Regions from separate parts of the Homo sapiens genome. Here region 1 is linked to region 2. The links are chromatin contacts, found by Hi-C or POLR2A ChIA-PET in ENCODE. All regions are on one chromosome and are shown on one strand. The core of a region is the stretch at or near the end of the contact, and the rest is flanking DNA. Distances in the headings are between cores, read along the strand shown.

The links. Hi-C counts contacts between places; a loop is a spot of excess contacts on that map. ChIA-PET counts read pairs that join two places held with the same protein, here RNA polymerase II (POLR2A). Pooled maps may share reads with other maps.
Region 1: a map of K562 shows a loop between it and region 2 (2.4-fold over the local background). The contact joins two enhancer-like sites. A Hi-C loop is called at or near these places in 4 of 168 maps with a recorded cell type or tissue (K562, heart left ventricle, ovary and 1 more) and 1 of 50 pooled maps. POLR2A ChIA-PET finds 5 or more read pairs at or near these places in 1 of 52 experiments (OCI-LY7).

What each region holds. Positions count from the first base shown.
Region 1 is chr6:150,786,953-150,792,108 of GRCh38, reverse strand. The region is part of intron 5 of PLEKHG1 (pleckstrin homology and RhoGEF domain containing G1); the gene reads right to left. Among named protein-coding and RNA genes, the nearest start is that of MTHFD1L, 76 kb to the left of the region's middle. Within about 2 kb of position 3,893, at least 2 of the 41 ENCODE cell types and tissues checked have a DNase peak (open chromatin) inside an H3K27ac peak, as active enhancers do; they include OCI-LY7, where a contact is called at or near this core.
Region 2 is chr6:150,687,642-150,692,963 of GRCh38, reverse strand. The region is part of intron 2 of PLEKHG1 (pleckstrin homology and RhoGEF domain containing G1); the gene reads right to left. Among named protein-coding and RNA genes, the nearest start is that of PLEKHG1, 90 kb to the right of the region's middle. RefSeq lists a silencer at 2,483-2,582. Within about 2 kb of position 1,348, at least 3 of the 41 ENCODE cell types and tissues checked have a DNase peak (open chromatin) inside an H3K27ac peak, as active enhancers do; they include OCI-LY7, where a contact is called at or near this core.

The DNA.
Region 1 (5,156 bases), core at 2,644-5,143, 97 kb before region 2:
ACTTACATTAATAATTCAGATACAGGACTACAGCACTTTTGATTAGCTACACTCATTCTTTTGTCTGTGTTTTCTTTCTCCTACCAATTCCATTTCTCAATGATGCTAACATAAATACTTCTTTGCTTTATCTTGCAACACACTCAATAATTTCAGAATAACAATAGCAACACCACCATAAATAGTATCATTATTAAACAGTTAGAGATGTATTTGCTGTGTTTCATCTAAAGCATATTTTCAAATCAACTGAAATTCCTACTGCATGGTTATGCCACCAACCGGATACAGTTTAATTTTGCTTTCAGTTTGTGGAGACTGCTTTTTGGAACCTTAGTTTTGTTCTATAATTATGTAAAATATTTACATGGCTTCAAAGTCAATTCTACAAAGAAATTCATATTCAAAGAAGCCTCTTTTTTTTTTTTTTTTCTTTTTTGAGACAGAGTCTTGCTCTGCCACCCAGGCTGGAATACAGTGGCACCATCTTGGCTCACTGCAACCTCTGCTTCCCGGGTTCAAACAATTCTCCTGCCTCAGCTTCCTGAGTAGCTGGGATTACAGGCATGTTCCACTACAGCCCAGCTAATTTTTTTATTTTTATTTTTTAGTAGAGATGGGGTTTTGCCATATTTGCCAGGCTGGTCTCAAGCTCCAGGCCTCAAATGATCCACCCACCTTGGCCTCCCAAAGTGCTGAGATTACAGGTGTGAGCCACCGCTCCCAGCCTCCAAAGAAGCCGAACCTCTATTCTTTTCCCTTCTAGTCTGTTCCCTCCATTCCTCCATTGGTAATCAATTTTTAATCTTACAGGTTTTCCTCTCCTAGATAAACAAATCATGTTATACCAGTGATCCTCAAACTTGAGTATCAGAATTACCTGGAGGGACTGTTAAAACATAGATTGCTGGGTTACTGATGTAGTAGGTCTTAGAGTAGGGCCTAGGAATCTGCATTTCTAACGAGTTCCCAAGTGACGCTGATGCTGCAGGTCCAAGACCACACTTTGGGAACCACAGTGCTGTACACACACTTTTATCCACTCCCTCCCCAGAGGAGTATATATTCTTTTTTCTTTTGTTTTTGAGACGGAGTCTCACTCTGTCGCCCAGGCTTGGAGTGCAGTGGCACGATCTCGGCTCACTGCAACCTCCACCTCCTGGGTTCAAGTGATTCTCCCGCCTCAGCCTCCCAAGTAGCTGGGAATACAGGCGCCTGCCACCATGCCTGGCAATTTTTTTGTATTTTTAGTAGAGATGGGGTTTCATCACGTTGGTCAAGCTGATCTTGAACTCCTGATCTCAGGTAATCTGCCCCCTTCGGCCTCCCAAAGTGCTGGGATTACACGCATGAGCCACCATGCCCGGCCGAGATATTCTTTACTGTTACTGCTTCACAGTACTTCATTACGTGGATATACTACAGTTGATTCAAACAGCTTCTTGTTTAGGGACATTTGGCTGTTTCTAGTCTTTTGCAGTAACAAACATTACTGCAAAGAACAGTATTATGCTTACATGAATTTCTGTTAAGTGTATCCTTGGAATAGATCTCTCGATGTAGGACTGGTGGGTGAAAGGGTGAATTCAGATGCTAGACACACAGCCCAATTCCTCTCCATAGGGGCTGTGCCATTTTCTTTTCCTACAGTTATGAGTGTCTGTTTCCCCATGGCCTTGCCAACATTTCAAGCATTGTACCAAATTTTCAAGCATGGTATTTAAAAAAGTCTAAATTAGTTGTCAACTTTTAAAAGTTGAAAGATATAAATATTTTGATTTTGGCCAGGCACGGTGGCTCACGCCTGTAATCCCAGCACTTTGGGAGGCCAAGGCAGGTGGATCACCTGAGGTCAGGAGTTCAAGACCAGCCTGACCAACATGGAGAAACCCCATCTCTACTAAAAAAATAAATACAAAATTAGCCGGGTGTGGTGGCACATGCCTGTAATCCCAGCTACTCGTGGGGGCGGAGGCAGGAGAATTGCTTGAACCTGGGAGGCGGAAGTTGTGGTGAGCCAAGATTGCACCACTGCACCCCAGCCTGGGTGACAAGAGCGAAACTCTGTATCAAGAAGAAAAAAAAATATTTCAATTTCTAGCTTCTCCTGAAGAAGTATAAGACCCACCAGCCCTGGGCCTGCAGTTTCACATGGCAATGACCATCCCCAGGAGACCAGGCAAACACCTCGACTGCTATAGACTCCACCTGGGCCCCTTTGTGCACTTGAGTTCACTTATTGGTTCTTGAAGCCAGCCCTGGCTCCATGGATGAAAATGCCAGAGTGACTTGCCCAAGGTCTGTGAGCAAGTTAATGTACCAAATGGGGACTTTTCTCTGATTGGCTCATACTTTTTGAGTTTCTTGCTTTTTCTTTCCTGCCTCTTGCTATACTCAACCTGGAATAGAACAATATCAAGTTGACTTTCCTTACAATTTTGGACCTGTAGGATCATTTGAAATACAAATTAGAAAACAATGGTTTCAATGAAATTAGGTTGACATTGCATAATATAGTGACTTACTCCTAGCCAGCTATCATAAGACCTCATGACTTCTGCACGATTGAATTTCTGTGCATTTTGTGATATCATGGCTCTATTCCTATTTTAAATTGGAGGGCTGTGATTTAAATCAGTTATATATCTTTAACTGGAATTAAATGCAAGTTTGCCCTTAGGTTTGTGAAGCTCTGTGGACCTTACAAATGATGGTTTCACATAAAAGTCAACAGCTCCTAGTTAGATACCATTAGTTATTAAATATGCCACCCCAAATCGGCTTAGAAGGATTTAAGGGAATGTGTTATACAAATATATATAAATCATAAGAAAAGATATTTCCTTCTAGTTCTTCAAATCTTTCAAATTGTAATCAGAGATGACATAGAAATGAGACATTTAATTATGAAAGAGCCAAAATATGATATAATCAGTGCTGACCAATCAAGCACCTAAGTCTCTCAAATATTTATTGAATAGGTAGCCACAGTAAAGCAATATGTATGATTTTAGGGTTTCTTCTGCCCCAGGGTCCTCCTCTCCCTCTCTGATTCCTGAGAAGTTTTCACTGGACACTACAAGAAAGACTTAATATGTAAACAGCATACGGGTAACTTTGACTTAAATTCACTCTAATCATATGACTATCCAATATCCACACTTCCTTGAGGATAATTTCAGTAAGTGGGTGGTACATGTGCATGCTTGTGTGTGTGCATGTGTGTGTGTGTATGCGTGTGTGTGTGCACACACACTCACTCCCTGGGCTCTAAAAGGAAGAAGGCACCAACAGAGAGAGAGCCACACAACGAGGGAGAGTAGGCAGCTAAGGGGAGGTTGAGGCTCTAAAGACAGACTTTGTCTCCCTCCTAAACGTTGCCCTGGGTCAGCCTTGCTGCCAGTCAAGATGAGAGGTGGATGTGAAGGTGGAGGTAAAGGCAGCAAAGTGAGCCATTCTAGGTGTTTCCAGAGACCTAAAACAGACAAATGTTTACTGGGAGAAGGTTTGGCCTGCCCAGCACGAAACTTTAATTTCTGTCCTTCAGGAGAACTGTGGGTTCATTCTTCCATGAGCATCAGGTAAAAAGCAACCATGTTCTCCATCTGTCGATAAGGACTTCTGTAACCTACACATACCACGACAGTAAGCAAGGTCAAAGATGAATCTCTGTGCAGGCCCCAGTGGTTCAGATAAAAGCAGAAGTCAACTGTCAGCTTCACCTCTTTCATTAACGGCCTCCCAATTAAAGCAATTTTCCATTCCTCCCTAGAGTTGAACAGCTGGTTGTGTTTCAGAAGACGTAACATCTTCTAAATGTCAGGCTGCTGAGTGAAAGGCAGGCAGTGCCTGAGCCCAGCACTCCCTCAGGATTCCCTGTTTCCATGCGAAAGTGCAGAGAGCTCAAGTCAGTCTTCTAATTAAACTTGGCAATATTACAATGAAAAGGAAGATTTGGGAGTTGGCAACGTGGCACATAAACAAACTTTTATGTGAATAATTAAGCGAGAGCTAAGCATACGCTGGAACATCTTTAATCAACTTGTGATTACAGTTACCAGTAAAAGCCCAAACGTTTCCGAAAGCTTCTACGTTGTTTATGTGCTGTGGTTATTCTAACATATCTCCTTTGATATACCCAGCATATCTTTTTAGCCATTTTGCCTTCTTTCATTTTTCTTCTTTTTTTCAAATCCCTGCTCAATTTTGACACAGGCAACTTGTGAAAAGGATTGTATGTGTAAGCTTACACACAGGTAAACGTGTGTGCACACTTTACATGTGAACACACACACACAAAGTCAGGAGAGCCCATGGATTGTGCCTTTACATATAAGCCCATGGATTGTGCCTTTAAGGAACTTTGCTCCAATAAAACCCAGGGTGTTGTGTTTGGAAGCCATCAGGATGCATCTGCCACCATCAGAAATGACCCTGTGGAACAGTCCAGAGCCAGGTCAGACTGGAGCGACATCTCCCAGTTCACACCGGACTCCGCGTGTGCTAATTCCCAGTGGGTCTCAAAGCGCCATCATGAACTTTTATTAAACCTTCGTGCATTTCAAACTACAAATGCAGAAACCACATGAAAGTTTGCTGCAAAACAATTTCTGCTAAAGGCTTTCCAAACAAAAGCGGTTGAATGTTTAAGAGAATTTAAACAAGACAGAAATCTCTATATACTAGGCAGCATGCTGAGAAAGCAATGTAGGAAAGGCCACATTGTAGGAAAGGGTAGGTTTCAGAATTCCATCACCTATTCCACTTCGGAGCACGAGCTCACTGTCATTTAAGCTTTGAAAGTCAAATCCTTTCCTTGTATTTTTCGAAACCACTGATGCAGCTTAAGAAAACAGTGGAAGAGTACATTTTTAAAATGTAGGAGATTAATTCTGCTTCTCTCTATCCCTCAAAAGAAAGATAATTATAGAGACTAGGCTAGTGCCACATATATTATACGTAAAATATTTAGATTCTCTTGGACTTTCACTAAAACTAAACTTTCACTAAACTAAACCAGTTCAGTGGTATTTTATATTTTTCTAACATTCATCTTCTTTTTTTTTTTTTTTTTTTTTGAGACAGAGTCTCACTCTTGTCACCCAGGCTGGAGTGCAATGGCGTTATCTTGGCTCCCACTGCAACCTCCGCCTCCT
Region 2 (5,322 bases), core at 99-2,598:
GGACATCTCAACATTCCCCCAAATGTCATTTGCTTTCATTCCTCTGTGCCTTTGCTTATGCTAACGCCTGCCCTTGGATGGCCTTTCTACTGTTTTCTACACAGAGAAATCACCAATGCACTCGCTCTGACAGTGTAACTAATTAATTTCAGTTTGACTTAGTAGAAACTTCATGAGTTAAAAGAGACTGAAAGTGTGACAAAAGCAAGTACTTACTTTCTCTTGGCCTAAATTTCAGAGTTGAAAGTATCCTCAATGGTTTGGAAGGCTCCATTCAAATTCTGCTTACTCTATACTCTCCCTTAAAATTAGCATTTTTTTCCCTCTGATATTCATTTAGTAATTATTTAATTCTGCCTATTCATATTATACTTGCAGCATTTCTTTAAATTTGTCTTCTCTAGATCACATATGCTTTTTTTGAGGTCAAGGACAAGCCTTAGGAAAAATTCTTTTCTTTCCAGCATGCCATTAGTTTTCCACATAGCAGCTGCTCAGTGAATATTTATTGAATCATCAGCCCATGATCATATTATTCTAATTAAAATAAGAGGCTTTTATCAAATGATAATTACATAGTTAATTATGAAGAAATCTGGGAAAAGAGTTGTATTGTTGATCTGAAGTAAACTAAGAGTACAAGAGTCTATTAAATTCCATCAGAAAAGAGTGACAGATACAGTAAATTATTTTAAAGCATTATAGTCATTGCCATTATTTATAAAATGGGTTAATTTTGAGTTTACAAACATAAAATACTTTCAGTACATAAACACAACAAACATTAAGTTGTGATGTGCAATTTCTCTGTCTTTATTTTACTCATGCCTGAAGTTGCTAGGCCTTATATGGGGTGAGGTTAAAAATTCCTCACCCCATATAAAAAGTGACTTCAGTTGGGATTGACAGATGCCTAACCAGGCTTCCTCAAACTGCTCCCAGGCCTAACAAAGGAAATGGGCCATGTCCCAGCGGGACAGGAACCTGGATCCACCCCTGGTCTCTTGTTCCTTCAAGCCTAGGCTGGAAGTGAATGAGGAAACACAGTTTGGGTAGAACTTACAGTGGTTCAGTCATATTCTCTCCAATGGCTCCCCAAAACTTTTCCCAAGTCCTCAGTAAATATTTGGTGATTAACTGATTTTATCATCTGACATTTCTCCTAACATCATTGTTGAAAAAGAAAGTTGGCTGAGATTTACAATGACCCCTTCTCACAAGGTGGGTGGTTGGACTTGGGAAGGAATGAGAACCATTCTATTGATAGAAGAAGAGGCTCTTCCCCAGCTGACATAATGACGGAAATGGTGGTTTAGAAAAAATCTTAAAAATTGCTCAGAGATGATTATAGGCTGTCATTAAGAAATGAGGAAGGAAGGGCTTTCTTTTCGACTACAGGGTGTACAGCTCTACAGACAGAAATTATTATTTTATATTTAGGCCAATGGTAGTCTGTAGGCCTTTGAAATGTAAAAAGCAATAATAACTTAAGTATCTGGTTTGGCTTACAAAGCATCAAGACAGATTACACAGGCCATATATAAAAACCAGGCTCTGTCCTTTATAACATTATTTCACTCATCCCTGAAGTATAACTGAAAATAAATACCTTCCTAAGAGTCTCTTCACACTTAAGTTGTATTTAAATAACTTAAATATAAAAATACCAGTAGATTGAAAAATACTTAAAGGATTTCATGACCAGGTTGGAAGTTCAAGTGTATTAAAAGGAGAGAGAATGAAATAAAAGGGAATTAGAACAGACCATCTCATTAGTCATAAAAAGAAATGAACTTCTGATATGGATAGGTCTTGAAAATACTATACCAAGTGAAATAAGTCAAACAGAAAAGGATAAATATTAGTATTTCAGGTTTCTGAAGTCACTGCTATATTCACTGTGTGCCAACTCTGTGTAGGACAACCGCCATGGTGGATTTAGAGAGTATCAGGCCATGGAGATCTAACTGGGTTCATCATCCAGATGAGGGAGGACTATGGGGAAAGTGAACAATGCATGCGCTGGGTTGCGGAAGAGCAACACAGCCCACATTCCAGTGTTCACAGGAGGCAGGGATCTGTGAGCTGAAGCAGCTTTCCAAAAGCAGGAGAACAGAATTCCTGAAATCACACAGGCACGAAAATAACCGTGATTTCACTCAACAAACCAAATAACTTGTTTGCAACATAAAACGTGCAAATGTTTGTTCCTGATTAGATCTTTGAGAGAGTGAGTGGGGAAATCATCTCCAGTAAAGACATCCTATGATAATTTTCACTCCTAATCCAGAGTTTCATTTTGCACCCTTCCTCTCACATCCTCCACACCTTTTGGAATAGCTGAAGCCCAGGAAGGGCATGTCTTAGTGTGCTGAATGGCAGGCTACTCATACACAAATATATGCATGCTTACTTTATTTGGACAGAAGCACTAGAGAAGTATAGTTACATTTGATATTTGGAGGTGAAAACTATGAACCACTGAAATAAACCTCTATGTTCCGTTTCCTCACTCTAGTGAGGTATGAAAAGCCTTCTTGAAGTAGTAGCAGCTTCTGTTTCGGTTGACTGCTGTCAGTTCCTGAGCCCAGCACCGAGAAACAGTAACGATGTTGGTGGGGCCAAGATGTGGTGCAGTGTATGCTGCTTGGGTGATGGGCGCACCAGGATCCCACACATCTCCACTAAAGAACTTACTCATGTAACCAAATACCACCTGTACCCCCAATTACTTATGGAAAAATAAAATTTAAAAAAATCCAAAATAAAATAAATAACAGTTATGAGTTTAAAGAACCTGTCTCAAGTCACACTGTTGAGCAGCCAGGAGACTCCCATCACCCTCAGTAATAAACACCATCAAAAGGTCACTAAAGGCAGGAACTAGCCATTGTCAGATTTCCTGAGTTCACTTCTGACATGGTACAGTAAAATGCTTATAATATTCAACACATGGCCATTTTATATTTACCAATTCTATGGAGTGGGAAACAATTGCAACTATAAATTTTAATGTCAAAAGAAAATATTATTCCAGAGAATAAAGAACTAAAGCTCAAAGATCATATTACTTCTTCTTCTTCTGTTTTTCTTTTTTTTTTTTTTTTTGAGACAGAGTTTCGCTCTTGTTGCCCAGGCTGGAGTGCAATGGCACAATCTCAGCTCACTGCAACCTCTGCCTCCCGGGTTCAAGTGATTCTCCTGCCTCAGCCTCCTGTGTAGCTGGCATTACAGGCATGTGCCACCATGCACGGCTAATCTTTTGCATTTAGTAGAGACCACCATGTTGGTCAGGCTGGTCTCGAACTCCTGACCTCAGGTGACCCACCCACCTTGGCCTCCCAAAGTGCCGGAATTACAGGCATGAGCCACCATGCCCGGCCAAAATCTGTTTTCTGAAACATAAAAGTAAAACCTTAAGAATCATCCATCTGTCCATCTCAGGATAAATTTGTTAAGTATTTTTTCTATGCCAGGTCCTGGACTAAATGTTAGAGACAAAAAGATTTTTTTAACAAAGATTAACATATGGTTCCTGCCTTTAAAGAACTAACTGAAAAGAAATACCTTCCTAAGAGTCTCTTCACACTTAAGTTATATTTAAATAACTTAAATATAAAAATACCAGTAGGTTGAAAAATACTTAAAGGATTTCATGACCAGGTTGGAAATTCAAGTGTACTAAAAGGAGAGAGAATGAAATAAAAGGGAATTAGAACAGACCATCTCATTAGTCATAAAATGAAATGAACTTCTGATATGGATGGGTCTTGAACATACTATACTGAGTGAAATAAGTCAAACAGAAAAGGACAAATATTAGATAATTCCACTCATACAAAATGTCTAGTAAATTCCCAGAGGAGAATGGGCAAATTCATAGAGACAGAAAACAGATTAGAAGTTATCAAAGACAGGACAAGAGGAGAACAGAGTTACTGCTTAATGGTTACAGAATTTTTGTTTGGGGTGATAAAAAGTTATAAAAATACTGGTGATGGTTGCATAACATTGTGAATACAACTAATGCCACTGAATTGCACATTTAAAATGGTTAAAATGGCAAATTTTATGTTATGTATATTTTACCACAGCTTAAAAAGTAAATAATGTAATATACCAAAAACCATTGAATTGTACACTTTAAATGGTAAATTGTGTGGCACCTGAATTATATCTCAAGACACTGTTTTTTAAAAAATCTCTTACATGTTAGCATAGTTTTTACTATGTTTTTACTTTGTTACCTTGCAAAGCTCTGAATATTGTTACAGAAATTTGTCAAATTTATCAGGAGAGTATGAGATAAGAGAGAAAATGTTAGATTAAATGGTTGGGCTTGGTGGCTTATGGCTGTAATCCCAAAGAGAGAAGGCCTCTTTGGGAGGCCAACGCAGGTGGATCACCTGAGGTCAGGAGTTCAAGACTAGCCTGGCCAATATGGTGAAGCCCTGTTTCTACTAAAAAATACAAAAATTAGCCAAGCATGGTGGAGCATGCCTGTAATCTCAGCTACTCAGGAGGCTGAGGTATGAGAATCACTTGAACCCGGGAGGCGGAGGTTGCGGTGAGCCAAGATCACGCCACTACACTCCAGCCTGGGTGACAGAGTGAGACTCCTTCTCAAAAAATAAAATAAAAAAAAAAACAAAGGAAGAAAATGTAAGATTAAGAGTCTGGGACATGTGATTCCAGGCCTGCTTTGCCACTTTATTGACTGTGCTGCCTGAAGCTCAGTAATCAACTTCCCTGAGCTCTGTTTTCTCATCTGAGAAGCAAAGGAGCAAAATCAGATGATTAATTTTTTAAATACTGTGATTCGCACTTCTTACGGAATGCCTAGGTTTTACAAATAATCACTCATCCTTTGGCAGTTAAGAACATAGAACAGCCTTGTCTCGTTTGGATACCTGGTTAAATGACAAATTTACTATTTTGCAGTGAATACTTATCAGGCTATTTTCAAAAGAGTTTCTTGGCTGGACTCTTCTTGAATATAGCCAGCCTGAAAAGTATGGCTGGAAACCACTGTCCAAACAAAACAGATGATAACATTTGTTTTTTATACCTCTTAAAAGTAGATTAGCTATAGATCAGAGCATGCCGCTGCCTAAAAAAATGTCTGGTATATATTTGCTTTCAATACATATTTGTTGAAATGCAAGAACACTCGTGTTTACTCCCTAGGAGACTCTCAGGGCGTGGGGTCAGATGAGAGCATGGAGGGGCAGCAGGCCAGCTCTGAGAGCCCCTGGGAGTCTATGACTTCTATGCTCAGACTTGCTTCCTCAGCTGGCACTGTGTTCCTCCCATGGGTCCATC